2 separate regions of the Homo sapiens genome follow, and region 2 is linked to region 1. A link is a loop called in an ENCODE intact Hi-C map of the cell type or tissue named here. Cell type or tissue: Calu3. All regions are shown on one strand. Links, peaks and the distances in the headings refer to the core of each region. The heading gives the core; the rest is flanking DNA.

Region 1 (15,809 bases), core at 3,994-8,993:
AATGGTGTCAAAAGCATTTAAAGTTGCTGGGTCAAAGATTCACTTTTGCAGCAGACAACCACAAAGGATTTCAGTGTTACATACAGTGGAAATGATTGCAAGAAATTCTAAATAGGGACAGACCAGTAATTTAAATTCATTTTCTAATGGCTAACACTTATTTTTTGTTTGTTTCCCAGTTCAATAGCTGATTCTAAGTCAGGTTCCAATTAAGGAAAACAAGACCCAGTTTTCTGGTTCCACTGGGATTTACTTGTTCAGGGATTACCTGTCTGCCAGTTGTGAACCTGTTGTGACTAACACAAGCGTGTTTCAGAACAAGGAAACACCCTGATTACTGGAAGTCAAGGGCAAAGTAAAGCCCAAAACAAGGAACTCTCACTTTCCGTCTGGTGTGTTCCCCAGCAGGCCACTGCCTCTGTCTCTAACCAGAGATTACTGTATACAACTATGAAACCACTGGTGATAGAAATCAGAAAATAGAGCATGAGAAGCAAAATCCCACTAGTAATGTCGAACACTAACACATAAAGTGGACTACTGAAGCAAATACCTAAAAGCTAAGTATTAGAGTTGCCCACATTTTTTTTTTTTTTTTTTTGAGGCAGAGTCTTGCTCTGTCACCCAGGCTAGAGTGCAATGGTACAATCTCGGCTCACTGTAACCTCTGCTCCCTGGACTCAAGCAATTCTCCTGCCTCAGCCTCCCGAGTAGCTGGGATTACAGGCATGCGCCGCCATGCATGACTAATTTTTGTATTTTTAGTAGAGACGAGGTTTCACCATGTTGGCCAGGCTGGTCTTGAACTCCCGACCTCAAGTAATCTGCCTGCCTCGGCCTCCCAAAGTGCTGGGATTACAGGCATGAGCCACCATGCCCGGCCTGCCCAGATATTTTAAACAGGACTGATTTTCTTCAATTACTTGAATACCTGAATTATCCCAGTTTTCTATTTTATTTTATCTACACAGGCATAGTTAGACACTGGTTAGAGTAAGACTAGAGGCAAAAGACACCCCTGGTTACTCTACTTGAATCTGTGAGTAATGTGTATTTTCATACACTTTGAATTATTTAACATGACTTAGCTCTCTGACCCTGGAAAATCACTCTGAATCCAGAACATCTTCAAAATAGAGGATGGAATAAAATTGCTTCTAAGATCCTTTTGACTTACTTGGTTTATATCTTCTTTACTATGGGATCAAATCCCATTAAACAGCAAGTCAGTGGCTCAAAATATTTCAAATACTAGAACTTCATTGTAGCAAATGATGCTAAAAGTAGAAATTTAATTGCAATAAGATTTGGTCTACGCATTAATTGATGTGGTACTTTAATTTTTTATTTCCGTAGGTTTTTGAGATTTTGGTGCACCCAACACCCAAGCAGTATACACTGTACCCAATTTGCAGTATTTTATCCCTCACCTGCCTCCTGCCCTTTCACCCGAGTCCCCAAAGTCCATTGTATCATTCTTATGCCTCTGCATCCTCATAGCTTAGCCCCTAGATGCTGTATTTTTAAAAAGAATTTATTGTTCACCAATGTTCATAGCAGCATTATTCACAATGGACAAAAGGTGGAAGCCACCCAAATGTTCATCAATAAAGAGACAGACATGGAAAGAAACAGTTCCTCCTCCTCAATGGGATGTTCTGGTGTCTCCCTGTGGCACCTGGAACTGCGACAGGCCACCTGAGACCATGGGGAGCCAGCGGGCAAGCCTGTACTGAGGATGACAAAGCAGGAGGGCAAAATGAACTTGGCTCCTTGATGCCTTTGCCAGGCTGCTCAGTTAACCAGCACTGGACTCACCCTTGCCCCAGACTTTTGTTTTCTGAAATGATAAACATCTGTGTGTTTAAGTCATTGAGCTGGCTTTTCTGTTTCTTGAAGGTGAAAGCATTCTAACTGATGACACACACTGACCTAAGATGTCTGACACACCATGAGACTTATGCAGTAATGAAAGGCAGAGTTTGATCTCCATAATTAACAAACTCACTGAAAGGCAAAATACACCGTTCTTGTCATTAAAATGCAAGAAAGGCTTCAGAGCAGGTAAAGAACAAGGTTAAAGTGCAGTAAGCAGATCCATACATTTAGCCATTCAATACATAAACGTGGACCCAGAAGTTATCCTGAATGAACCAATTATGCCCCACTTCAGAAATATTAGAAGATGATGACTTAAAATACTGTCTTTATGATCACAACAACCCTAACTATATAACTCTAGGTTATATTATTCCCATTTTATAGATGAAGACACTGAAGCAGAGAAGAAGCTGAGTAACTTGCCCAAAGCCATTATGTCCACAGTTTTCTCTGCCTGGAACTCTTCCTTCTCTTCACTTAGCTAATTCCCACACATCCTTCAGGTTTCAACTTAAGCAATCACTCCTTAGGAAAAAGGCTTCTTTTATGTGTTCAGACAAGGTCCAGAGCTCCTATTATGCTCCACTGCACTCCTGTTCTATGGCAGCATTTTGCACACTTGAGATTAAATATTTGTCTTCCCACTAGAATGCCCATGGCCTGAAACAGTTCCGTCTTTTTTACAACTAGACGGTATTGCCAAAGCTGCGCAGAATGCCTGCCCTTGACAGTCTCACAGTCTGATAGCGAGACAGCAAGTAAACAGTTCCTTGGAGATATTGTGGCTTTAGTTCCAGACCACTGCAATAACGCAAGTGACATGAAATTATTTATTTCCCGGTGCATATAAAAGTTATGTTTACACTATACAGTAGTCTATCAACTGTGCAATAGCATTGTCTTAAAAAAAAAAAAAGTATATACTTTAATTTAAAAATGGGCTGGGTGCGGTGGCTCACGCCTGTAATCCCAGCACTTTGGGAGGCTGAGGTGGGTGGATCACGAGGTCAGGAGATCGAGATCATCCTGGCTAACACGGTGAAACCCCACCTCTACTAAAAACAACAAAAATTAGCCGGGCGCGGTGGCAGGTGCCTATAGTCCCAGCTACTTGGGAGGCTGAGGCAGGAGAATGGCATGAACCCGGTAGGTGGAGCTTGCAGTGAGCCGAGATCACGCCACAGCACTCTAGCCTGGGCGACAGAGCGAAACTCTGTCCCAAAAAAATAAATAAATAAATAAAATAAAAAAATAAAAATGGCTTATTGAGCCAGGCGTGGTGGCTCACGCCTATAATCCCAGCATTTTGGGAGGCCGAGGCAGGTGGATCACCTTAGGTCAGGAGTTCAAGACTAGCCTGGCCAACATGGCAAAACCCTGTCTCTACTAAAAATACAAAAATTAGCTGGACATGGTGGCACGTGCCTATAATCCTAGCTACTTGGGAGGCTGAGACAGGAGAATTGCTTGAACCCAGAAGGCGGAGGTTGCAGTGAGCCAAGACCATGCTACTGCACTCTAGCCCGGGCAACCAAGCAAGACTCCGTCTCATTAAAAAAAAAAAAAAAAAGCTAACAATTTTCTGAGCCCTCTGCAAGTTGCAATCTTTCTCCTGGTGGAGGGTCTTGCCTCAATGTTGATGGCTGCTGACTGATCAGGATGGTGACTGCTAAAGGTTGGGGTATCTGTGACAATTTCTTAAAATAAGACAATGAAGTTTGTCACACTGACTCTTCCTTTCATTAAAGATTTCTCTAAAGTATGCAATACATTTGATAGCATGCTACCCACAGCAGAATTTCTCGCAAAATTGGATTCAGTTCTCTCAAACCTTACTGCTGCTTTATCACTAAGTTTATGTAATACATAGTTATTGTTATAAATTATTGTAATACATTATCATTTCAACAGTGTTCACAGCATCTTTACCAGGAGTAGGTCCCATCTCAAGAAACCACTTTCTCTGCTCATCCACAAGAAACATCTGTTCAAATTTTATCTCGAGATTACAGCAATTCAGTCATATCCTCAGACCCCACTTCTAATTCTAGTTCTCTTGCCATTTCCCCCACTTTTGCAGTTATTTCCTCCACTGAAGTCGTGAGCACCTTGAAATCATCCATGAGTCGAAATCGACTTCTTTCAAACTCCTGTTGATGTTGATACTTTGACCTCCTCCCATGAACCACAAATGTTCTTAATGGCATCTAAAATGGTGAATCCCTTCCAGAAGGTTTTAAATTTACTTTGCCCAGATCCATGAAAGGAATCACTACCTATGGCAGCTATAACCTTACAAAATGTTTCTTAACTAATAACACTTGAAAACTGAAAATATTCCTTTATCCATGGGCTGCTGCATGGATGTTGTGGTTAACAGGCATGAAAACAACATTAATTTCTTTGTACATCTCCATCTGAATTTTGGGTGACCAGGTGCACTGTCAATGAGCAGTAATATTTTGAAAAGAATCTTTTCTTCTGAGCAGGTCTCAACAGTGGGCTTAAATATTCAGTAAACCATGCTCTAAATAGATATGCTGTCATCCAGGCTTTTTTGTTCCATTTATAGAGCACAGGCAGAGTAGATTGAGCATAATTTTTAAGGGCTCTAGAATTTTCAGAATAGTCAATGAGCATTGGCTTCAACTTAAAGTCACCAGCTGCATTCACCCCTAACAAGAGAGTCAGCCTGTCCTCTGAAATGTTGAAGCCAGACACTAACTTCTCCTCTCTAGCTATGAAAGTCCTAGATGGCATCTTCTTCCAACAGAACACTCTTTCATCTCCACTGAAAATCTGTTGTTTAGTGTAGCCACCTTCATTTCATCATCTAGCCACCTTAGCTATATCTTCTGGATTACTTGCTACAGCTTCTGCATCAGCACTTGCTGCTTCACCCTGCATTTTTATGTTGCTTTTTTACTTAAAACTCATGAACCAACCTCTGCTAGCTTCAAACTTTTCTCCTGCAGCTTCCTCACCTCTCTGAGCCTTCATAAAATTGAAGAGAGTCAGGATCTTGCACTGAATCAAGCTTAGGCTTAAGGGAATGTTGTGGCTGGTTTGATCTTCTGTCCAGATCACTGAAACTTTCTCCACATCAGCAATAAGGTTGTTTTGCTTTCTTAGCATTCCGGAGTTCACTGGAGTAGCACTTTTAATTTCCTTCAGGAACTTTTCTTTTACATTCACAACTTAGTTAACTGCTGCAAGACGCCTGGTTTTTAGCCTGTCTTGGCTTTCAATATGCCTGGTTTTTAGCCTGTCTTGGCTTTCAATATTCCTTCCTTACTAAGCTTAATCATTCCTAGCTTTTGATTTAAAGTGAGAGACACGTAACTCTTCCTTTCACTTGAACATTTAAAAGCCATTGTAGGGTTATTAATTGACCTAATTTCAATACTGTATCTCATGAAATAGGGAGGCCTGAGGAGAGGAAGAGAGATGGGGGAATGGCCAGTCAGTGGGGCAGTCAGAGCACATGCCAACATTATCAATTACGTCTAACGTCTCGCACGGATGCGGTTCATGGCACCCCAAAACAATCACGACAGCAGCATCAAAGACCACTGATCACCGTAACCAACACAATAATAAAAAAATTTTAAATACTGCAAGAATTACCAAAATGTGACACAGAGATACAAAGTAAGCACATGCTATTAGAAAAACAGTGCCGACAGACTTACTCAACGTAGGGTTGCCACAAATCTTCAATCTGTAAAAAATGCAGCATCTGTGAAGCACAAGAAAGTGAAGCACAATAAAAGGAGGAGGTAGGGCCCGCACACAGTGGGAAGCAGAGAGAGGCGTGCACAGGCCCTGTGGAAGCACAGGGCTGGGGCAAGGGGGACTTCATGAAGACGTCCCTTGAACTGGGCTCTGAAGGATAAGTAAGTTAGGAGAACAGGGAAGTGAGGAGTTCTAGCAGACAGAGGATAGGTATGTGTCCAGAGAGTAGGAGGCCATGAAACTTTAGAGTGGCACTACTTAGGTACCATGCTAAGCATTTCACATGGGTAATTTCATTTAATCTTCACAGCAAGTATTATTATCATTCCCAGGAGGAAATGGAAGGCCAAGATCATACACAGCTAGTAAGTAAATGGCAAAGCCAGGCTTTGAACCACAGCTATATTATATGGCTCCAAAGCGTATGCCCTTAACCACAATCTAATACATGTCTAGCTTCCTATGCATTGATATGATCTCATATAATTGCATGTAATTCAAATAATGTTGATTCTAGTAGAAAAGCTGGCTTTTAAAGGAACGTCATATCTCTTTCATTAAGCAAATCCTAAATCCAGCTATTTCACAAATTGAGTTTGATTAAAATGAAGTATATAATTAGTATTCAGGCTGGGTCCAGTGGCTCACGCCTGTAACCCTAGCACTTTGGGAGGCCAAGACAGGTGGATCACTTGAGGTCAGGAGTTCAAGAACAGCCTGGCCAATAATGGTGAAACCCCATCTCTACTAAAAATACAAAAATTAGCCGAGAGTGGTGGCACACAGGGGGCAGAGGTTGCAGTGAGCCGAGATCGTGCCACTGCACTCCAGCCTGGGCAACAGAGCGAGACTCTGTCTCAAAAAAAAAAAAAAAAAGAGTTCACAGACATAATTTTCACAGTTATAGTAGATTAAATACCTATTAGTGCCAAGAGTTTTAAGAATATGATCTCAGTCCATTCTCATGAGGTCATTCTTACAGCCACATTTTCAGATGAGCTAACAAAGGCACACAGCATTTAGATAAGCTGCTCAAGGTCTCCTGGGCAGAAAGGGACAGAACCAGGATTCACACTGAGGTCACTCCTTCCACCATGCAGCAATGTCTCTACTGAGCTGAACGGTGCCTAGAGATGATCTAGTGTAATCCCCAAACAATCCTACCATTTAGAGACCTGCAGGGAGGTTAAAGGACAGTTCTGACGTCCTTCAGCTAACAGCACACCAGGAGTGGATCCCGCATTTCCTGTTCTCCAGGCAAGCATGTTCTATAATCATTCTGACTCACACCAGATACCCTATTTTTGAGAGATATTAAAATATTCCCATAACTAAATTCAAAACAGACAAAACAAGAATGAGGCAAATGCCTGTGCCTGTGCACTGAGATCCGCCTGAATTATCCTTTGGTGGGAGATAGGAAAAGAGATGTCTCAAATATATCCTGTGTACTACTTGCAATCAGCTAACAGAAGACAACAGGATTTCATGCATTCCTTTTGACTACCATCATTTTTTCAACCTCCTGCCTTTCAGTAGGGCAGTTAAAGCATTAAACAGGAGCCAGCAAGCTTTCTCTGTAAAGGGCTTAACATTTCTGGCCTAGCAGGCCATAAGGTCTCTGATGCAACTGTTCAATTCTACCGTTGTAGGGAGAAAGCAGCCACAGACCATATACAAACGAATGAGCATGGCTGTGTTCCAGTGAGGTTTACAGACAGAAATTTGAATTTCATATAATTTTCACATGTCACAAAATATTACTACTCTTTTGATGTTTTTCAGCTATAGTACTTAGAAAGGTATGTCTTATGGGCTACACAAAAACAGGTCGTGGGCCACAGAGTCTGGTGATCCTGCATTAAACCAAAGAAGTATTAACGCTACCGGTCAGAAGAGAGCAGAGGACAAGCAGGGAGTAGGGGGCCTCTCCCTTGTCCATCTGGTGCCACTGGTTCAGGAAGCCTTCTTGGGCCACCCCCACTCCCACTCAGCTCAGGCATCCCACTTCTGTGTTTTCCCTGACACTTGTGCCTACCTTTATCTTAGCACTTACTATAACATGTTGTGGTTGATTATTCAATTGTCTATATCTCCCCAGTCACAAGGGCAAGCAATGTTTTTTAGTTTCTGTATTCCTAGCTGACACAGATGCTCAAAAAAATATTTGGGAAGGGAGAGAAGGAAATAACGAGAAAATAAGCTCAGAATATCTTTTTTTCTTTTTCTTTCTTTTTTTTTTTTTTTTTTTTTTTGTAGACATGGGGTTTCGCCATGTTGCCTAAGCCCAGGCTGGTCTTAAACTCCTGAGCTCAGGTGATTGGTCCACTTCAGCCTCCCAAAGTGCTGGGATTACAGGCGTGAGCTACCACGCCTGGCCTAGAAAATATCCTTTTTATTTATTTATATTTTAGAGACAAGATCTCACTCTGTCACTCAGGCTGGAGTACAGTGGCACAATCATGGCTCACTGCAGCCTTGACTTCCCAGGCTCAAGTGATCCTCCCACCTCAGCCTCCCAAGGAGCTGGGACTACCAGTGCACACAACCACATCTGGCTGATATTTTCATTTTTTGCAGAGACAAGGTCTCCTTATGTTGCCTAGGGTGGTCTTGAGCTCCTGGGCTCAAGCAATCCTACTGCCTCAGCCTCCCAAAGTGCCCGGATTATAGGCATGAGCCACAGCGCCCGGCCCCTGGCTGGAAATTCTTATCTTTATACAGACACTAGGTAGCAGCTCAAGGTCTTGATAGTGGCTCAATGGCATACACATAACAGGTTAAATCAGTGGTTCACCTGTGTGTAGCATCTGTTAACCATCTATGCTGTTTATGTTCCATAAATATGCACCAACCCCTTAGTCTATTCTCTTTACTTATACCTACCTCAAAGCCAGGCATCTGATTACTTGTTTAGACTAACGTAGATGAATAATCCAAACATACGTTTAAAATGACCCCCACATGTGCCAAAAAGGCTTCAGGGTACCCTGGGGTTCTACAGAACACAAATGGAAAAAACATCCTACAAACACTAGTCTCAAAAGTGAATGACAGCTTCAAATAATTTAAAGCCACAATTACCAGATATAATAGGGAGATATGTGGAAAGTCTACCGCATCATTATCACATAAAGCATCAAAGAGGAAACAAACATCTTTTTTTTTTCTTTTTTTTTGAGATGGCATTTCACTCTTGTTGCCCAGGCTGGAGTGCAATGGCGCAATCTCGGCTCACTGCAACCTCACCTCCTGGGTTCAAGCAATTCTCCTGCCTCAGCCTCCCAAGTAGCTGGAATTACAGGCATGCGCCACTATGCCCAGCTAATTTTGTATTTTTAGTAGAGATGGGGTTTCTCCATGTTGGTCAGGCTGGTCGCGAACTCCCGACCTCAGGTGATCCGCCTGCCTCGGCCTCCCAAAGTGCTGGGATTACAGGCATGGGCCACCACGCCCGGCCATAACAAACATCTTTTAATCACATGTTGAGGGCTGGTCTTGTAACTCTAATGAGGGGTCCTTAACCTTTTCTTTTTCTTTCTTTTCTCTCTTTTTTTTTTTTTTGAGATGGAGTTTTCCTCTTATTGCCCAGTCTAGAGTGCAGTGGTGCGATCTCGGCTCACTGCAACCTCTCCTCCTGGGTTCAAGCGATTCTCTTGACTCAGCCTCCTGAGTAGCTGGGATTACAGGTGCCCGCCACCATGCCCAGCTAATGTTTGTATTTTTAGGAGAGACACGATTTCACCATGTTGGCTAGGCTGGCTTCAAACTCCTGACCTCAAGTGATCTATCCACCTAGGCCTCCCAAAGTGCTGGGATTACAGGTGTGAACCACTGCGCCCAGCCTCCTTAACCCTTTCAATGCCAGGGTCCCTTTGGCAGTCTGGAGAAGTCAGAGGACCCCTTCTCAGAGCAATGCTTTAATGCATAATACACATCGTTTTTAAAAGGAAACAATTTATAATAATAAAGCCACAGTACTACTCCTGACACTTCCTGTCTTCTTCCCCTGCTTAGTTTTTTCTACCCAGCATTTGTCCCTACTGAATTCACTATATACTGCCCTTTATTTGTGTTATCTTATTTAGTATATGTCTCCCCAACTAGAATCTGAGTTGTTTTTTTTTTTGTTTTTGAGATGGAGTCTCACTTGGTCACCCAGGCTGGAGTGCAGTTGCACGATCTTAGCTCACTGCAAACTCCACCTCCCAGGCTCAAGTGATCCTCTCACCCCAGTCTTATGAGTAGCTGGGACCACAGACACACACCACCACGCCTGGCTAATATCTTGTATTTTTGGTAGAGATGTGATTTCAACATGTTGCCCAGGCTGGTCTTGAACTCCTGAGCTCAAGTAATCCACCTGCCTCAGCCAAAGTGCTGGGATTACAGGCGTGAGCCACTGTGCCCAGCTAGAATCTAAGTTCTATGAAGGCAGAGATGTTCATCTATTTTGTTCACCACTCTATTTCCAAAAAGCTAGAAAACTGCCTGGTATAGAATAGTTGCTCGTAAGCATTTGTGGGATTATTAAATGAACTTTATGTCTCATAAGAGCTGTTTTCTAGCATTAATCAAAGGCAGTTCTTCTAGGTTCTCACAACCTTAGGAAAGATAATATGTAATACTTCGTATTTACAAACAGCTTTTGGTGAGCACTGGAACCCTTTTGTAGACAGTCTCATTCAACCACAGTAGACCTAATATCTAACGACTGAGGGCAAAGAAGGGATGTGAGATGAGCAGTCAAATGCTTTCAGGCCAGAGAACAAAATAGATGACCCAGGCCCCTGCTTATTCGCTCTGCCCTTTGCCCCTGGAGCTTTAGCTGCTTTGCTTAGAGGACAGTCTCTCCCTCACTGAAGATACCTAATTGCACATTAGCAATAGGAAGGTTTCACTGGACCCAACCAGACTCATTCATAACAAATAGCGACACATTCCTTTGCAACAAGGTTCTAGGATTTCCAACTTCTTGCCAAGGCAATTCTTAAATAGAGGAAATGGCTTTCTTTTCAAATTCATCTTAATCACAATAAGTTAAAAGGTTAACAAGAATTTAAAACCCTCAGATATGACAGCTGCCTATATTATTTGTCTAAGAGGAAGAAAGCTTAAAGTCAAGATAACTGAAACCGCCAGAGAACAAAATAATCTCTAACAACTGCAACGCCTTCGTGCTTTAAGCGTACTTGTAACAAATTGAAAAGGAAAACCAGAAACCAAAAAAAGAAGGGGAGGAGGGAAGGTGAGGTTAATACCGAGGTCAGCTAATACGAAAGAAAAACAGGGTCTCAGGCTGTCTCATAACTAAACATGCAGGCAAAACCTAACAGGAAGGCAATTTTGGTCCTTCTTGGGTAGCTAAGACAAATGTCAGCCTGCTCTGCAGTCCCACTATTTGCTGAAAAGCAGGGCTGAAGAAATATACTTACCTCATGTGGGGTTTTGAAAGATTCAAATCCATCTACCTGAAATATAACTAATTCTGCTTAAACATCAGAATTTTCCATATTTGTGCATCTCCATATACAGGGCAAGGAGATGGAAAGACAGGTTTCTTGCTTGTTTTAAATATTTTGAGTGCTAATAAACCAGCAACTGCTGGTCACCAGTAGAGGCTGGTAGAAAGTTCCACAGAAATTAGTGTATTAGCAGGATTTCAAACTGAAAAAGGGAGAGAGAAAAAACATTTTTCACAAATGCTTGGCTCCAGCTCCATGGGAAAACATTAATTTAAAGCACTCATTATAACCAACTGCTGATCATGTTACAACCAAAGGTCACTGTTCTAGTTTTTTTTTTTTTTTTTTTTTGAGATAGGGTCTCGCTCTATTACCTGGGCTGGAGTGCAGTGGCACAATCACAGCTCACTGCAGCCTTGACCTCCCAGGCTCAAGCAATCCTCCCACCGCAGCCTCCCAAGTAGCTGGGACCACAGCCATGAGCCAGCATGCCCGGCTAATTTTTGTATTTTTTTTTTGTAGAGATGGGGTCTCCCTATGTTACCCAGGCTGGTCTCTGACTCCTGGGTGCAAATGATCCTCCCACCTCAGCCTACTAAAGTGCTGGGATTACAAGTGTGAGCCACCACACCTGGCTTATGGTTCTAGTTCTAATCCTTAGAGATGTATGCTTCTTTTGAATGAGGTATACAAACTGTAAGAAAATTATGTAACCACTTATAGTGCTTTTGGTTTATAATCATACCTAAAAAGAAAGCCCTGAAGACACAATGCTAATGAAGTCCGCAGTCACAGAGAACTTACATTCAACTTTTTCTTCTGAAACAAAGTTTTCAGTGTAGTTCTAACATTACAGTATCAGTGAGGCACTTCCCACCCTAATAAGCTTTTTTAAAAGCTAGAATAATTATATAACTAAATAAGAAATGAAAGACCCTAAAAACACAAATTATTTGCATTTTCTAAATTCATTTTTTGACTATTAGAGTGAAAATTAGAAATAAATGTCCATTTAGTAGGATTAGTTAAATAAACTGTGTTTTCTCTATTCTATGGCATACTAAGCAGCCATTAAAAAGTATGAGATAGGCCTGTAAGTACAAAAACAGAAAAATCCCCAAGGTACTTTTTTTTTTTTTTTTGAGGCGGAGTCTTGCTCTGTCGCCCAGGCTGGAGTGCAGTGGTGGGATCTCAGCTCACTGCAACCTCTGCCTCCTGGGTTCATGCCATTTCCCTGCCTCAGCCTCCCGAGTAGCTGTGACTATAGGCGTCCGCCACTACTCCCGGCTAATTTTTTGTATTTTTAGTAGAGACGGGGTTTCACCGTGTTAGCCAGGATGGTCTCGATCTCTTGACCTTGTGATCCGCCCGCCTCGGCCTCCCAAAGTGCTGGGATTACAGGCGTGAGACACCGCACCCAGCCCCCAAGATACGTTTTTATGTGAAAAAAAAACAAGCTGAACAACTCATAGTGATTCTGCTTACGTAAACAATGTCTATGTATCTGTACACATGTCCTATGTCAATGCTTAGGAAAAGATCTGGAAGAATGTCTGCCGAACTCTTAATCGTATTTTTGTCTGGGGAGGTGGAGAGATGCAAAAGAGCTTCAGTGGCACTTTCACATCATACCCTATGTGTTTGCTTGAGTACTTTATGAGGCTGTGGTCATATATCACTTGCAAAATAATGTATTAATAAAGGAAGAAAGGACTGGGTGATTCTGTGAACTAAAGGGAGGAAAAATAAAAGATGAAAATTAGACTTGATACTAAATAAAGTATATTAATGTCAGAGCAAGAGTTTGATCACGAGACAGTCAACTATTCATCAAATCTCTATACAGCTTTCAGTTCAGCTGCTGTATTAACAGGAACAGGAGGAATCCTAAACATAAAGACTACAACTTCTGAAGAGGAAGTCTGATCAAAGTATACAAGTCATCATACCGAAAGGAACTGAGAGTTTAAAATATACTCTTATGTCTTCTTGTCAAACTACATGTGCTGCAAACATTTTTTTTCCTTGCTTGTTACGTTGTAAAAGTATCTGTTTGGAGATACTTAGTCTTTGAGGTGGAGACCCAACTAGCCTTGATGGTAAGTAAGTTCCAATAGCATATCTGAAGATAACCAATAACCCTGCAATTAGAAAGATGTTTTGCCAACTAGAGATTGAGGACAAGAGACCCAAAGGATGTTGGAACTGATTCAGAAACAGGAATGTAAGTACGTCTGGGATGAGTCAGCAGGTAGCTAGGAGAACTGGAAATTAAAAGAAAAGTCATCTGCCCAAGAAGTGGGTAGGTAAACAAAAGAAATCCAAAGTACATTTAAATGTCAGACACCAGTTCAACTTTGAGAAATAGTTTATATACAATAAAGTGGACTGATTTAATTGTACATTTTGATAAGTTCTGACAAATTTATACCTGTGTAATCACCACCATATTTAAGATACAGAACATTTCCATTACCCTAAAAGTTCTGTGTTCCATCCCAGTCAACCCTCTCCCATCCTGGGTTCTGGTTAGCCACTTTTCTCTTACTATAAATTAAATGCCCTTCCTAGAATTTCATATCAATGGAATCCTAAGTATGTGCTCTTCTGTGTAAGGCTTCCTTTCATGCAGCATAATGCTTTCAAGATTCATCCATATTCCACCATGTATCATTCTTTTTATAGCCAAATCATAGCCACAGTTTATTCATTCATGTGTTGATGGGCATTTGGGTTCTTTCCAGCTTTTGTTATTATGAACAAATCTGCTATGAATAAGCAAGGCACCAGAGGCTTTTGATAACTTTCATTTCCCCATTCAGCACTGTCCATGTACTCTCAGTTCACTACAACTCGACCCCTGGCACTGGCCCATGCACAACGGGAAAAGCAGTCACTTATTCAACAAATAGATATAAAGGGTCTACTGGATGTCAGGAACTGTTCAGGCACTGAGAACTCAGTCATGAACGAGACAGATATAACCCCTCTCCTGTAAAACACACAAACAAAATCATGTCGGATAAGGTATGTAATAGAAAAAAAGTTTAAAGTAAAATATTAAGAAAGCAACGAGAGGCATGTGACTAACTGCGCAGCGAGGGAAGGCCTGTCTGCGCTGAGTGAGACCTGAATGACACCAACGGGACAGCCATGTAACCTTCTGACATCCAAGCATTTCCAAGAACTGCAAGCACAAAGGCCCTAAGGAGAGACTGAGCCTCTCCTATCCAAGCAGCAGCAGAAGGCAGGCCATGTGGCAGGCATGCAGCAAACTAGGCGAAGAGGGTAAGAAACAGGCTGGAGAGCAGGCAGAGGCCAAGCCAAACAGGATCTTGTAGGCCAGGAGAAGAAGTCTGGGTTTTACTGGAGGGGATTAGGCAGGTGAGTGCAACAATCAGATCTGCATTTCAAAGAGACCACTCTGCCGGCAGTGTAGAGAAGAACTGCACAGGCAGTGAAACAGATCAGTCTGGTGGCTACTGCGTGATGCAGGTGAGACAGGGTGGTGTGAACGACAGGAGAGCAAGGGAACCACGGGGGATGGGAAGGGTTCAGAATCAATAGCTCCTGCTGAGGGACTACATGAGGCAGGCATTATAAAGAAGAATCTGAGCTGGGTGCAGTGGCTCACACCTGTAATTCCAGCACTTTGAGAGGCCAAGGCAGGCGGATCACTTGAGGCCAGGAGTTCAAGACCAGCCTGGCCAACATGGTGAAACCCCATCTCTATAATACAAAAATTAGCTGGGCGTGGTGGCGCATGCCTGTGATCCCAGCACCTAGGGAGGCTGAGGCAGGAGAATCACTTGAACCCGGGAGGTGGAGGTTGCAGTGAGCAGAGATCACGCTACTGCACTCCAGCCTGAGCAGAGTGAGTGAGTCAAAAACAAAAAACAAAACAAAACAAAAAAAAGAATAATAATCTGGGATAATTCCTAGGTTTCTGGCTTAGGCAGCTAGGTGGATAATATAGTTGACTGAGGTGGGGACAATTAGAGGAAAAACAGGTTTGGCGTTGTGGAGAGAATCAAGAGTTAGGTCCTTGTATTAAATTTGTGATGCTGATCCAATATCCAAATGCAGATGTCAAATAGGCACTTGGATACATAAGTCTGGAGTTAAGAAGAAAAGTCAGTGCCACGTGTCTGATATTAGGAAATAGTACCTGAAGCTAAGAAGTGGATTATAGAGACAGTTCTGCTTTTAAAACTAGTACAGTCATGCACCGCAGAACAACATGCAGTCAACAATAAACCACATATACAACAGGGGTCCCATAAGATTATAATGGAGTTGTTCTATACAGATGCAACATTTTTTATACTGTATTTTTACTGTACCTTTTCTATGTTTAGATCCACAAATACCACTGTGTTACAATTGCCTAAAGTTGAATCAGTGCTGTACAGGTTTGTAGCTTAGGAGCAACAGGCCATACCACACAGCCTAGGTGCGTAGTGGGCTATGCCATCTGGGTTTGTGTAAGTACACTCAATGATGACATGTTTCTCAGAACACATTCTCATCCTTAAGTGACACATGACCCTGTATATATACCTCTAGCAGCGTACCAGGATAATACCAGATAAATAGGTCAAGTGACTCCGAGATCAATTTTACTTAGACTTGGGAGGGTTGGTAGGGAAGAAAGTTTTGTAGCTGAACACACGTATAAAGAGTAAAATGTTGGCTGGGTGCTACGGCTCATGCCTGTAACGCCAGCAC
Region 2 (15,809 bases), core at 4,280-9,279, 65 kb before region 1:
GTGAAGAAATTAATATAATTCATGTTTTGTTTTTTTTTTAAAGGAGGACAAATCCAGGTCAACAGAACTAAATTCTGGTTTTGAATTAACCTCACTCAAGAACTTTCTTTCTTTTTTTTTTGAGACAGAGTCTCACTCTGTCTCCCAGGCTGGAGTGCAGTGGCATGATTTTGGCTCACTGCAGCCTCCACCTCCCGTGTTCCAGCAATTCTGCTGCCTCAGCCTCCTGGGTAGCTGGGATTACAGGCACCCACTATCATGTCTGGCTAATTTTTGTATTTTTAGTAGAGACCGGTTTCACCATGTTGGCCAGGCTGGTCTCGAACTCCTGACCTCAGGTGATCCGCCTGCCTCGGCCTGGCAAAGTGCTAGGATTACAGGCGTGAGCCACCACGCCCAGTCACCCAAGTACTTTCAAAGATCTGCTGACTAACACAAAGAAAAACAAATAAATCTCTTTCTTTGCTTTAAGCTAGAATCAAAATCAAATAAAATGTATGAAAGCTTATCAGGTCTCTTCATCTATATCATTTTACCTAGACCTCAAAAACAGGACTGTGTGGATGTGTGTTGGGGGGCTCACTGTTCTACGCATGCAACAGAAAAACATTTCAAGTGGAGTAGTGACCTGCCCAAATTCACTTACAGCCAGTAAATGACAGAGCTGGATTCTAACTAATCTCTTTGTGGTGGACCAAATACCCAGCCCCCACCACCCAGATGTCATCTCCTAATCCCCAAAACCTGTGAATATGGTACCTTGGCAAAGTCCCATGGCAAAAGGGACTGTGCAGATGTGATTAAGTTAAGGCTCCTGAGATGGGGAGATTATCCTGGATTATCTGGGTGGACCCAATATGATCACAAGAGCCTTTAAAAGAGGGGGCCAGGGAGGAAAGAGTCAAAGGAGGAAGCAGGGACTGGAGATATGGCTGATGGCCTTGAAGATGGAGGGAGGGGGTCAGGAGCCAAGGAATATGCAGCCTCAAGAAGCAGGAAAAGGCAAGAAAACAGTCCTTCCTTGCAGCCTCCAGAAGGAGCACCACCCTGTCCACACCTTCCGTGCTGCCCAGTGAAACCTATTTTGGACTTCTGACCTGCAGAAATGCAAGATAATAAACGTGTGTTGTGTGAAGTCACGAAGTTTGTGGCCACTCGTCACAGCAGCAGTAGGAAGTGAACCACCCCTCATCCCAGGGCCTGGCCCTTCCCCATCACGTCACCGCCTCCTCAGCCTGTGACCTGGGTGCCCTCAACTCTGATGTCCTAAAACACTCTCCTGACATCTGTTGCTCTGGAGCCATCTGGGTTCATGCTGTTTCCTCCAAAATCCCCCCTTCAATGACTGCCCACAGTACCGCCTGTTTCTCCCTTCCCTTCAGAGCAGAGATGTGCTGTCCCACAGGGAACTCTGGTTCTACTGATATCAAAGGGATTATTACAGTTCACAAATGGCTATTCAGAAATGTAGTTAACTCCTGCAGTCCCAGCTACTCAGGAGGCTGAGGTGGGAGGACTGCTTGAGCCCAGTAGTTCGAGGCCAGCCTGGGCAACATAGAAAGATCCCATTCTCTTAAAAATAAAAAGAAATGTGGGAGGCTGAGGCAGGAGAATCGCTTGAACCCGGGAGGTGGAGGCTGCAGTGAGCCAAGATTGCGCCATTGCACTCCAGCCTGGGTGACAGAGGGAGACTCCATCTCAAAAAACAAACAAACAAACAAACAAAAACAAATGTAGTTAACTACGTACATTGTTTAACTGAATTTTGTGCCTTCATCAAGGCAAAAAATGATGGCTCAAAATGAAATGGGACATGACTGGGATGAGCCAATGGAAAAGACTGAATATGCCCAACGTTCGTCCTCATCTGAGGCTTGCCAAAATCAAATAAAATAGAAACAAATCTCTGAAATTCAAATGTTTTATTTGAGAAGAAAAAAACTGCTGCAATTGGGAGCATACCTGTAGATCAGGTAGTCTTCAGTATGTCCAAAGAACAAAGAGAAGCTTAGATGTTTTATAAAAAAGAGAAATGTTACTATTGCTCTTTGAGAAAGTTCATCGGCACAAGAAAGGTTTTGGGAAACTGGCAATCTCTGATAGGTGAGTGAGAGTGGTGGGCAAAGCTAGTCTTAGAGCTGCAGCACGTCGTCACAGTAGACATCAGATAAAACAGGTTTCAGGTTATAGCAGGCAGTTTCAGCAGCCAGGTTTGCAGAGAATTCCATTTCTGGAGCAATGCCTTGAGTGCCTTTCCCCTAGTTTCTCGGCTCTGTTTTGGTTGGGTATGACGAGGATAACTCAATGTGTATGATCAACTTTTGCAGACTGCTAATCATGAACGCTTCTGATGGGTTAGGTTTTTCCTTGTTTTCAAAGCAAACATTTTCCACCTTCAAATTGATTTGTGGCTGCTGAATAAACTCACTGCAAGATAAACGTCTCACAGGAGTCAGTCAGGGACATGAGTTTCTTCTCTGCTTAAGATTCTTCACTCATCAACACTGCCCACATTTAGAGAACATTCACTCTGCGCCTGGTACTGAACCAGTTGTTGGAGTTGTAGAAGGATGTGGGCTACACAGCGCAGCGGGAAAAGCAAACAATCACGTTACGTTCTGTGCTGCTGCTCTATTATGCCCCAGAAGGCTCTTACATAACATATAAAACATCATAGGATAATATGGCAGAATTATGTTAGGAGGAAAAAACATCACAGACCAATAAATATTTGTTGAATAAATAGACAAGACAGACCTTTATGCCACGGCACCTCATGTTAACAAGATGGCCAAGAAAGATTTAGTACCTTAGGTAAAGCAACAGCAAGACTGGATATGTTCCATGTTTTCACAGAAATGCCACACAACACACTGATTTTGAAACCTGTGGCAATCAGTTCAACAGGATTTTTTTTTGTTTGTTTTCAATGGCATGACTCAAGGGTACTTGGGGACTCAAATGTATTCTAATTCTTCAAAGTACAAGAAAATGTTTATCCCTCATTCAGTATCTATCAGGTACTAGTTGCCTGACATGCATTTCATTATCTCTTTTAAGTTTCACAGTAATGCTAAGAGGTGGGTATTATACCTATTTTACAGATACGGATGCTGGAAGTTAAGAAAATGTCCCCAGGTCACATAGGAAGTAGTCAAGACATGATGCACACTTAGGCCTATCACAGTCCAGAGACCAATTGAAGTTGGTATAAAGCATTTTATTAGCAAATTAGAAGAATTATTTTAATTATAAATGAACTTTTTAACATATACCTTAATATAACAGAGAACACTAAGGAAGTAAGATAAATTTCTCCATAAACCCGCATTTGCACACATTTGATGGAAAGACTCCTAGATATAGTTGTGAGGATGACTCATGCTGACTGTGTCTGGCAAGACATTGTAACGAAGTAGTCTCAGTGATTAGGAAGCTGGGTTAGTTAGCTGCCCACCCCAGGTTTCCTGCTACCCTGTGTTTCACTGGTGGGCGCTTCTCATGCAGTGAAAATGTAGGATACAAGGCCTGAAGAGAAGAGTCTTTCCCTGATGACACTCCTGCTTTAATTGGTTTTTCTACAGCAGAAAATAATTTTACAGCAAAATTATAAAGGCTGATAATTCCAAGTGCTGGTGAAGATGTAGGGTAACCAGAACTTACACTCATGGCTGGGGACAGTGGAAAATGGTACAGTTACTCGAGAAAACCATTTGGTAGTTGATTAGATTTTACATATATGTGTGTGTGTTTGTGTGTGTCTACTCCTATAACCAGCTCCCAAGGGAACCCAAGAGAAAGGAAGGCACACCACAACAAGACAGGTACAAGAACGTTCAAAGCTTCTGCACAGCAAAGGAAACAATCTACAGAGTGAAAAGAATAAGACAAAATATTTGTAAACTACTCATCTGATGGGGGGATTAATACCCAGAATATACAAAGAACTGAAATATCTCAACGGCCAAAAAAAAAAAAAAAAAATCCGATTAAAAAAATCGCCAAACGATCTGAACAGACATTTCTCAAAAGAAAACATACAAATAGCCAACGAACATATAAAAAAAAAATTCAACATCCCTAATCATCAGGGAAACGCAAATCGAAACCACAATGAGGTATCATATTCCCCAGTTGGGCTGGCTACTATCAAAAAGACAAAAAATAACAAATGCTGGAGAGGATGCAGAGAAAAGCGAACTCTTCTACACTGTTGTAACTAGTGAATGTGAACTAGTGCAGCCACTATGGAGAACAGCATGGAGGTTCCTTCAAAAAACTACAAATAAAACTACCACATGATCCAGCAATCCCACTACTGGGAATCGGTTCAAAGGAAAGGAAATTATTGTATCAGGGAGACAATGCAGACCCCCATGTTTACCGAGCACCGTTCACAATAGCCAAGAGAAGGAATCAACCTAGGGGTCCGACAACAGAGGAACAGATAAAGAAAATGTGGTGTGCACATACCATGGAGTACTATTCAGCCATAAAAAAGTGTGAGATCCTGTCATTTGCAGCAACATGGATGGAACTGAGAATATTGTGTTAAGTGAAATAAGCTGGGAATAGAAAGTAAAACACTGCATGATCTCACTCACACATGGAAGCTAAAAAAGTTAATCTCATAGAAGTAAAAAGTAGAACAGATGATACCAGAGGCTGAGAATAGCAGGGGAAAGGGAGGAAAATGGAGAGATTTCTTAAAGGGTACAAAATTACAGCTAGATAGGAGGAATAAGCTCTAGTGTTCAGAAAGATGACTACAGTTAATAATAATATTAATTACAGATAGCTAGGAGGAGGAGAGTCAATGTTCTCAACACAAAGAAATGATCAGCGTTTGAGATGATGGGTATGCTAATCCCCCTGTTCTGTTCATCATACATTGCATGTATCAAAACATCTCTACGTACCCCATGAATATGTAAGATCGGTCAATTTTAAAATTAAATAAAAAATTAAAAAATAAGGTTCAAAGCAGCTCCACTCACAATGGTCCTATACTGGAAACAACACACCCACCAACAGAAGAATGAACAAACAAAATGTAGTACACAAAAAAGACCAAGCTATGATACATGTGTCAACATGGATGATTCAAAACCACTACACTGAGCCGGAAGAGCCAGACCCAAAAGACCACGTACTGTCTTACCATCCACGTGAAGTTCAAGAACAGGTAAGACCAACATGTGGTGATGCCAGTACAGTGACCAAGGCAGGTGGAGGCACTGATTGGAAGGGATATGAGGGAGCCCTCTGGCCAACAACGGCAACGTTACGGGCCTACACACCAGCAGAAACCCACAGGGCTTATATCCAAAACCCATGCACTCCACTGTATGCAATCTGCACATTGATTTAAAACAAAAAAAATGCCTGAATGAAGGCTGTAGAGTCAGATACACTCTGGTTTGAACTGCAGCTCTGTCACGTTACTCTGTCACTCATCTGTCAGCCTTATAATGAGGCACATGCTGTTCTGGTCACTTGTGATACATCAGTAAACAAAGCAGACAAAATGTCTTGTCCTTGAGTTCACACTCTAGTGAAAGGACACAGTCAATAAGCAATAAACATAATAATTAGGTAAATTATGTAGTAGGTCAGATTGTGTGAAAATAGAGCTAGGTATTGCGAGCAAGAGGCAGAGGAGAGCGGGGAGGGCTGAAATTCTGAGTTAGGTGGCCAGGGTGGGCCTCCTTGAGAAGTTCTAGGTTGAGGGGAAGAAGTACATAGGCCTTAAGCTGGCTGCATGCTTGGTCTGCCTGTGAAACAGCAAGGCCAGGGAGCCTATGTGGGGCTGCTTCACATGCAGGCCTCTGTAAACCATACGCAAGATGTGGCTTTTTTTTTTTTTAAGAGACAGGGTCTTGCTCTGTCACCCAGACTGGAATGCAATGGCATGATCAAAGCTCACTGCAATCTTGAACTTCTGGGACTCAAGCAATCTTCCCATCTCAACCTCCTAAGTAGCTGAGACTACAGGTGCATTCTACCGCACCCAGCTAATTAGAAAAAAAAAATTTTTTTTGCAGCGATGGGGTCTCATTACACTGCCCAGGCTGGTCTGTAACTCCTGGGCTCAAGCGATCCTCCTGCCTCGGCCTCCCAAAGTGCTGAAATCACAGGTGTGAGCCACTGCTGCCAGCTGATTTTTTCATTTTTACGTGAGAAAGAAAGAAACCTCTTCTTTGTGGTTTTTCTGTTGTGTATGCAGGTGAACCTATCTTTAAGTAATGTTCACCAGGAACAGATTCCCAAGGTGTTAGGACTTTAGTTACAACCCCCAAACATTAATACTTTCAAAAAGAACCAGTTGGCCAAATTATTCCCAAAGTCCATTTTAAAGGGCAGTGCCCTATCAGGAAACCCTGGGTCTCATCCTTATGAAGGAAGAGAAGATATCTCAAAAGCTGAAATAACAAAGTTCTCTCCAAGATCCCTAGGAGAGCCAAATCTCTACTTTCTGCTCTCTAGCTACCTCTCTGCTACAGTGCGCTGGAAGTCAGGTTCCATGGTCCGGCATGGGGATATGGCAGCTGGCTGAAGACTCCTCTGTCACTCCCCTCCCGTCCTTTTCATCTGGGGATCAGGCAGAAGAACACCTCTAGCCGAGTCCCTACTTAAAGGGATTTCAAACACAATGGACAGCTGGGGTTCTCCAGCCAGTCCACCTTTGGAAGGTCAGTGAAAAGATGGATGAGACAAACAGGGCTCAATGTGCTGGAACTCTAAGAAGTTGAGTCTGCCTTCAAAGTAAAACAGAGTATTACAAAGATGATTAGAGTCCAAAGGACTTTTAAAGGAGGATCCCACGTTACTCAGCTGAGAAATAATCTTCCTCTCTACATAGGCATTCTGAAAATATATTAGTAACAGGTCATTTATTTTCAACTTTTAAAACTCCATTTGGAAGTCCTAGACCATCATTAATAAAACAATAACAAAACAACGAATCTTGGTCCCTTGATCTGCTCTCACCGCTTACTTTTCATATTTTTATGAGTTCAGTGTTTTAGCCTGTCTTTGACTCTCTTTGGGATCAATTTCCTTCCAATAAGAGCAGTCCAATAAAAGCAGCGAGGCAATAGCTATTATAATTAGGCCGAGAGTTCCTGGCCTGTCCCCTCATTCCCTGCACCTCAAGCCATTTCTCTTCCACTTCATAGGCATGCAAGCCCTCGTGAGCCCTTGCAGAGAACATTCCCATTGCCACCAGCAGGAAGGACAGAGTACCGCTGATAGAGTGTTCCCAGAAAGACCTCCATCAGCCTTTTACTGTACATATTCTCTGTACTTAGCTCTGTGCTAGGAGCTGAAAAAGAAAAAAATGGGCATAATCTCTGCTTTTGAGCAATTCATAACCTAGTTGAAAGGACAGGATTTAAGTATATCAAACAATTAACCAACAAACGTGACAGTGCATAATTAAGTTCTGAATTACACAAAAGGAGATCACTGAGTAACTGGGCTAAGGCTTCAGTGAGGACATATTTGAGCACAAGCAAATTCTCTCAAGAAATTATTTAGCTCTCATTAGACTAAGTCTGAAAGAATAAGGCTGTCTACTTGATAACTGGGTACAGAAAAGAACAAAATATAGTGACAAGAATCTTTTGAAACCTTCTAAATAATTCTAGTTTATACGTGACTGTAGGATAAAGGAGAAACAGCCTTGAATAATTTCTACAAATGATCCTCAACTTGCATTTAACAGCTGTTTCTAACCTACTCTCATGCAAACTTGAGAGGCTCACTAAGAGAGAAATGGTCATATTCCATTCCCCTCTCATCTCTTTTTTTTTTTTTTTTTTTTTTTTTTGAGACAGGGTCTCACTCTGTCACCCAGACTGGAGTGCAGTGGTGCGATCTCGGCTCACCGCAGCCTCCGCCTCTCAGGCTCAAGCGATTCTCCTGCCTCAGCCTCCCAAGTAGCTGGGATTACAGGTGCATGCCACTACCACCCGGCTAATACCCTTCTAATAAGATATCAATAAACAGCAAAGTGGTCAAATTTTGCACAGAAAAAGGGGAAGAAAGGAGAAACAAAGATCTGGATGAAATAAAAACCTGACTAGTTAGACCCCAAATCAAAATGATGGTCGTGAGGTAGGAGGCAGAACTCTGGACCAGATTGAAGACTGGCTGTAACAGAAGAGGCAACACCACCACTCCCTAAGACACACCCACTGGTGTATGTTAGTTTACCATTGCCATGGCAACACCCAGATGTCACTACTCCTTTCCATGGCAACAACCTGCAGGTTACCACCCCTTTTCTAGAAAATTCTGAATAATCTGCCTCTTAATTTGCATGTAATTAAGAGTGGGTATAAATACGACTGCAGAACTGCCACTGAGTGCTGCTCTTGAGGCTGCCTACCAGGTCTATCCCTGCTCTGCAGAGCAGTCACGGTGCTGTAACACTGCCACCTCAATAAAGCTGGTTTCTTCTACCACTGGCTCACTCTTGAATTCTTTCCTGAGCAAAGCAAAGAACCTTCCTGGGCTAAGCCCCAATTCTGGGGCTTGCCTGTCCTACACTGGTCCCTTTGTGACCAGAGCAGATAAATGCAAGGAACAGAAGACAAGTGACCTGGATTACTCCTTTGTCCTACCAAGAAATGGCTGTGTCATATGAGCAAGGCATTTTCCTCTCTGTGTGAGTTCTTTAATCAGAAGATGGGAAGAATAAGCCCTGCCTCTTCCCTTAACAGCATTTATTCACATAAAGAGTAAACCAAGAGAAAAAAATTGTGAAAAAGGTTTTCCTTTGTGAGAGTAAAAACATTTCTAAAATTGTTTCTATTTTACAGGCACCTGTGGAAGTCTCAACAAGCTTCAATAACACCAACAAGTAAATTTCTGAGCACTATATTCTTACTGCTGAAGAAGTTACCCAAATATATGTAGATACTGAACCTATTATTTCATATGAAATAGCATAATTTTGATTGTGAAACAATGAACTAAGGCATTATTTATTTATTTATCTATTTATTTTTGAGACAGGGTCTCACTCTGTCACCCAGGCTGGAGTGCAGTGGGATGATCTCAGCTCACTGCGGCCTCCATCTCCTGGGCTCATGTGATTCTCCCACCTCAGCCTCCCAAGTAGCTGGGACCACAGGTGCACACCACCACACCCAGATAATTTTTGTATTTTTAGTAGAGACGAGGTTTCACCATGTTGCCCAGGCTGGTCTCAAACTCCAGTTCAAGCGATCTGCCCGCCTCAACCTCCTGAAGTGTTGGGATCACAGGTGTGAGCAACCACACCCAGCTTAAGGCATTATTTTTAAACCAGTAACCTTAAAGCAGATTTTTCAAAAGCAAAGCAACTAGACCAGGTATGGTGCCCCATGCCTATAATCCCAGAACTTTGGAGGGCTGAGGCAGGAGCATTGCTTGAGCTCAGGAGTTCAAGACCAGCCTGAGCACATAAGTGAGGCCTTGTTTCTACAAAAAATAAAAACATTAAAAAATACTAGCCCAGGGTGGTGGCACACGCGCCCATGTGCCTACATGCCTATAGTTCCAGCTACTCAGGAGGCTAAGGTGAGAGGCTCACATGAACCTGGGAGATGAGACTGCAGTGAGCTATGATCACGCAACTGTACTCCAGCCTGGGTGACAGCAAGACCATGTCTCAAGAAAAAAAAAAAGCAAAGCAACTAAATTTTCTTCCCGAAAATGTTTGAATGGGGCAATTTCATCCTGAAATCACTCAGATGGGAGAATATCAGCGAATGAGAAAAAACTTAAGCCTAAACAATAAACAGAACTAAGGAACATCCTTAGGGATATTTTACTCCATAGCCATAAGATGTGGCTTTCTATGAAGTAGAGGGACATAAGATTCTAAGAAAATTTTCAGTTACTCAGGGTATGTTTATCTTTGGGTTATGAATGCCAATTACTTGCACAGACCAACACAATGTATGACATTTTCTATCTCTCTCTGCAATCTCCTTGATGATAATTTTCTGGATTGGGAAACAGGCCTCAGAGGTAGGGTGTGGACTTTTGCTTATTAAAACCAGATACAAAAAGTCTCAGGTCCAAAGTAGCTCCTCTAGTATTGCAGAAGAGACTTAAATGTAAGCTTTCTCATCTATAAAATAGAATTGCTGTGTGAACTAGCAAATGTGAAAAGTTCCTAGCATAGACTCTGGCATACAGAAGTGCTCAAAAAGGTGAACTGCCTTCCTTAAACTTTGCTAAAGAGAACCTTACACGTCATCAGCATTTGACGAATCCTAGTCACTTAAATTCCAGTTCTTCATTCATGACAACCCATTAGTACATGTGTCTCAGTGACTGAGGTAAAGCAGGTATGTGGGAGGAACAAAAACAAACAGAAACTGTCCAGGGTGTGTGGGGAAAAAAAGAACAAACAAAAAACCATCCAGGTTCCAGCCAAAACTAATTTGGGCAAGAACTAATCAAACAAAAATATATTATATCTAAGGGAGACTCCTAAGACAAGAAATATTAGAAACTTAATACATTATCACATTAATAAGCTCAAAAGAACAAATAAGCATAATTATTTTATTAGATGCTAAAAAAGGCACTTAATAAAATTCAACATACACTACTAATTTTAAAAGAGCAATAGGGCCGGGTGGGGTGGCTTACGTCTATAACCCCAGCACTTTGGGAAGCTGAGGTGGGTGGATCACCTGAGGTCAGGAGTTCAAGACCAGCCTGGCCAACATGGTGAAATCCCGTCTCTACTGAAAATAAAAAAAATTAGCTGGGTGTGGTGGTGGACACCTGTAATCCCAGCTACTCAGGAGACTGAGGCAGAAGAATCGTTTGAACCCTGGGAGGTGGAGGTTGCAGTGAGCTGAGATCCCGACACTGCACTCCAGCCTGGGAGACAGAGTGAGACTCTATCTCAAAAAAAATAAAAAATAAAAAATTAAAATTAAAATAAAAAAAAAAGCAACAGAAAAAATACTTCCTTAACATAATTTAAAAAATATATACCTTCCATAAATATATACAGCTACATATTTGTGTATAATTAGCATCAGGATTAACAATGAGAGACCAGAACATTCCTTCTGCAGACAAGAACAATATAAGGAAGGGCTTATCTGTGTTACTTACATAAAACTCTGGAAAGCTGGCTGAAGTAATTAGAAATAAAAGGGATAATGGTTGAAAGGGCTGAGCATGGTGGCTCACACCTGCAATCCCAGCACTTTGGGAGGCCAAGGAGGGTGGATCACTTGAGCCCAGGGGTTTGAGACCAGCCTGGGCAACATGGTGAAACCACATTTCTACAAAAAATTAAAAAATCTGTTAAGTATGGTGGCTCATGCCTGTAGTCCCAGCTACTAGGGAGGCTGAGGTAGGAGGATCACTTGAGCCCAGGAGGTCAAGGCTGCAGTGGGCTATGATCATACCACTGCAATCCAGCCTGGTTGAGAGAGCAACATCCTATCTCAAAATTAAGTAAGTAAAAAAATAAGGCTGGGTGCGGTGGCGCACGCCTGTAATTCCAGCACTTTGGGAGGCTGAGGTAGGCGGATCATGAGGTCAGGAGATCGAGACCATTTTGGCCAACATGGTGAAACCCTGTCTCTACTAAAAATACAAAAATTAGCTAGGCGTGGTGGTGCGTGCCTGTAATCCCAGCTACTCAGGAAGCTGAGGCAGGAGAATTGCTTGAATCAGGGAGTGGGAGGTTGCAGTGAGCTGAGATCACGCCACTGCACTCCAGCCTGGCAACAGAGTGAGACTCCGTTTCACACACACACACAAAAAAAAAAGCTGAAAGAAAGAGACAATACAATCCTTATTTGTAAATGTATGACTGTGTATTATTGGATCTCAAGAGAATCAACCAAAAAAGCTGGTGGCAGCATTAATATCTTGTTTTTTGTTTTTTTGAGACAAAGTTTCTCACTGTTGCCCAGGCTGGAGTGCAGTGGAGCATTTGTGCTCAGCCAAGATAATATCAAATTAAAATATAAAAAATCTGCTGGGCACAGTGGCTCATGCCTGTAATCCCAGCACTTTGGGAGGCTGAGGCAGGCGGATCACCTGAGATCAGGAGTTTGAGACCAGCTTGGCCAACATGGTGAAACCCCATCTCTACTAAAATACAAAAATTAGCCAGATGTGGTGGTGAATCCTAGCTGTTCAGGAGGCTAAGGCATGAGAATCACTTGAACCTGGCAGGCGGAGGTTGCAGTGAGCTGAGATCATGCCACTGCACTCCAGCCTGGGCAAAAGAGGGAGACTCTGTCTCAAAATAAATACATAAAAATAAACAAACAAACAATGAGAGCAAAAGGAACAGGCTGAACAGAATTCAGAGGGCCACAATTAACTGTTAAAGGGCACTTAAAGAAAAAGTACCTATGGTTCAAGTTAATTTCAAGCCCCTTTATACAACTGAAGTAAAGATTAAACAAAGTCAATTAGAACCCAGAGTACTGGAGCTGAAAGTACTATTTCCAGTTTACTGATGGAAACTGAGGTCCAAAGAGATAACAGAAACCTTTTAAGTCAAGATACATTTCCTCTGATTAGAATGGGTATATATGTTAATACTGAATGTTATACTGACCCAAACATTACACAAGTTTCCCCCTGCAAAAGTGCCAGTTAATAGCTCCCAAAGAAATCTAGGAAACCTCTAGGCCTGGCACAGTGGCTCACGTCTGTAATCCCAGCTTTGGAAGCCTGGGGCGGGCCGATCACCCGAGGTCTAAACAATATTCTTAATCTTAAACATTTTCCTTAATGTTTAAATTACTGCTTAAATAAAACTGGGAACAGTCCATTTGACCCTCGAATGTGTACTTTAAAAAGAAACATTTTAAATTACTTTACAAGGTAGAATGAAACTTGAGTTATGGCTGAAAAATACTGGATAGGTACTTAACAGAAAAGGAGAGCAAGTGGTCAATAAAATATAAAAAGATGGTTAAGTTCATTAGTAACAAAGAAAATGCAAATCAAACCACAGGGAGACAGTATTTCATTTTTACCAGACTGGCAAAAATTATAAATCTGACAACATCAAGTGCTGTGATAAGAGTGACTAAAACAATTAAACACTGCTGGTGGGTGGCAGGGGACAACTTAATACATTCATTCACTTTGGAGGGGTCTGGCCTTACCAGCAAAGGGGGAGAATGGACACACCCTGGGGCAGTGGTTCTTTAAGTGTGATAGTGTGATCTGGGACCTGTGGGAGTTCCTGAAACCCTTTCAGAAGATGTGCAAGGTCAAAGCTATTTTCAAAATAATTATATATTTTATTTCCTATTTCAACCTCATTCTCTCTCAAGTATAGTGAGGTTTCTGACTATTGTTGATACTGTAACAGATTGAATGCAGAAAGAGATGTGAGAACTTAGCTATTTTCTATTAAGCCACACAGTAAAGAGATCTGAAAAAAATATAAAATAATGCCACACTTCTGTTTTTTTGTTTTAAAACAGTTTTTTCATAAAAACATCCATTTTTATTTTAATTTTATTATTTTAAATTGTTATTCTAAATGAGTTACTAAGTAAACATTTAAAACATTTCTATTTCAATTTTAATACAGTAAATACTGATAGATATAATCCACCATAAAACAGGAACAAGAATTTTTTAGCACTGCTCTTTGGAAAAAGCAAAAAATCAAAAAACTGCTTAATACTGTGAATGTCTATCACACACGCATGCACATGTAGTAATACAATGGAATACTACATAGCAGTGAAAAGGAAAGAATTACTGCTATACACAGAAATAAGAAAATAGAACACATCCAGTACGGTTCCATGTACATGAAGCTCAAAACATGCAACACTAACAATATACTGTTCAAGAAGGCAACACTCAAGGGAATGATAACAACAGAATTTAGGATAGCAGTTACTTCTGAGAAGAAGGGAAAGGAATGAGAAAAAAGGTCATACAAGGAACTCCTGATAATTAAATTAATTTTCTTAAATTGGGTGGTAGGTTATTGGGTGTTTGTTGTAATGTGATTCTTTACATGATATATATACTAAATATTCCTATATATCTACTCAATACTTAGTAAAACACTTGATATTTAATATAACTAGATATCATATTGGTTCAACTCTCTGGAAAAGATGAAGCAGATCTAAATATTAAAAATGGAACCTAGACACCTGGATGCATTAATTCACTACATTTTTCTTAAGCATCCATTATGGACTATTGTGCTAATTGTTGAATACAAATACTATTATGCTACAAATACAAATGTGCTAAATGTTGATACAAAATACGCAAAGTTCCCACTCTTAAAATGCTTACTGCAGCCTGGACAGCAATGTGAGACCCCGTGTCTACAAAAAAAAATTAAAAATTAGCTGGGCATGGTGGTGTGAGAGCTGTGGGCCCAGCTACTTGCAGGGCTGAGATGGGAGGATTGCTTGAACCCAGGAGGTCAAGGCTACAGTGAGCTATGATCGCACCATTACAGTTGGGCCTGGATGACAGAGCAAGACCAGTCTCAAAAACAAAACAAAACAAAAAAAACCTTACAGGAAGAGAAGGTGGACTTTTAATAGAAGGATAGAGTAGGTGCAGCAAATCAGCACACCTGCCAAGAACAACTGAAAAGTCTAGCTGAAATACAGAAATTATCTATTTTGGCCGGGTGCAGTGGCTCACACCTGTAATCCCAGCACTATGGGAGGCCAAGACGGGTAGATCACCTGAGGTCAGGAGTTCGAGACCAGCTTGACCGACATGGAGAAACCCCGTCTCTACTAAAAATACAAAATTAGCCAGGCATGGTGGCGCATGGTGTAATCCCAGCTGCTTGGGAGGCTGAGGCAGGAGAATCGCTTGAACCCGGGAGGTGGTGGATGCACCACTTTCAATTTGGGGAGAGGAGGCTGCTGTTTAGTAATATGCTCTCACAAAAATTAACACAAATTTCTCCTCTCAGAACATTTCTGAAAGTATTTTTAAACCTGGAGATCCTTTCCCCTTTCTAAGAAATCTTCCTTTTCCTTTTTGCTATCCTTGCATTGCCCAAAACAGACTTGAAAAAGAACTACCAGTAGCCCTGGGATAGACAGCCACTGTTGAAAAAGACAAATGAAGGAACAGGGATGGAGCTAAGTAAATCAAGAACGATCCCTGACCTCAGAGCATCCTCAGTCTAGTGAGAATGGCATGCAAACAACAGCCTAACTTATAAGTGCTTTACCTGAGACATATGCAAGTTACTATGGAATGCAAAGGAGTGTCTGACGTCTTTCCTGGGGAGTAAGAGGAGGCTTCACAGAAAATAAGGATGAGTCGGAGCTCACCTGGCAGGGAGGGGGAAGATCATTCCAGTCAGAGAGAACATCATGTTCAAAGCCACAGAACTGGTTCTTTAAGAAAGCAGGTAAGTAGGTGGAAATTAAGAGTGTATATGGACCGGGCATGATGGTTCACGCATGTAATCCCAGCATTTTGGGAGGCGGAGGCAGGCGGATCACTTGCTATCAGGAGTCTGAGACCAGCCTGACCAACGTGATGAAACCCCATCTTTATAAAAAATACAAAAATTAGCCAGGCGTGGTAGCACATGCCTGTAAACCCAGCTATTCGGGAGGCTGAGGCAGGAGAATCCTTTGAACTCAGGAGGCAGACGTTGCAGTGAGCCGAGATCACGCCACTGCACTCCAGCTTGGGCAACAAGAGTGAAACTCCATCTCAAAAAAAAAAAAAAATCTGGATCTTATGCTGGGACATAGAAATTAAAGGATTTTAGACAGGGGAGTAACATTAAAATGCAGATATACTCTCTTTAA

What was found. A loop is a pair of places that touch in the nucleus more often than their neighbours do. Peaks named below come from ENCODE experiments on the same cell type or tissue, not always from the same donor. Only the 100,000 strongest peaks of a DNase experiment are listed, where the experiment ranks them.
Region 2: a loop joins it to region 1, with 1.9 times the contacts of the local background. A loop is called at or near these places in 3 of 110 quality-filtered maps.

Annotation. Positions count from the first base shown.
Region 1 is chr11:66,110,832-66,126,640 of GRCh38, reverse strand. The region is part of intron 1 of PACS1 (phosphofurin acidic cluster sorting protein 1); the gene reads right to left. Among named protein-coding and RNA genes, the nearest start is that of PACS1, 48 kb to the right of the region's middle. RefSeq lists an enhancer at 13,222-13,311. In Calu3, for the core only: no CTCF peak of the experiment used is centred there; a DNase peak (open chromatin) is centred at 6,850.
Region 2 is chr11:66,176,335-66,192,143 of GRCh38, reverse strand. The region is part of intron 1 of PACS1 (phosphofurin acidic cluster sorting protein 1); the gene reads right to left. It overlaps LOC105369354 (a long non-coding RNA gene), which reads right to left and starts at 7,819. Exons shown (of 2, transcript XR_950219.2): 1 at 6,491-7,819; 2 at 1,908-2,577. In Calu3, for the core only: no CTCF peak of the experiment used is centred there; no DNase peak of the experiment used is centred there.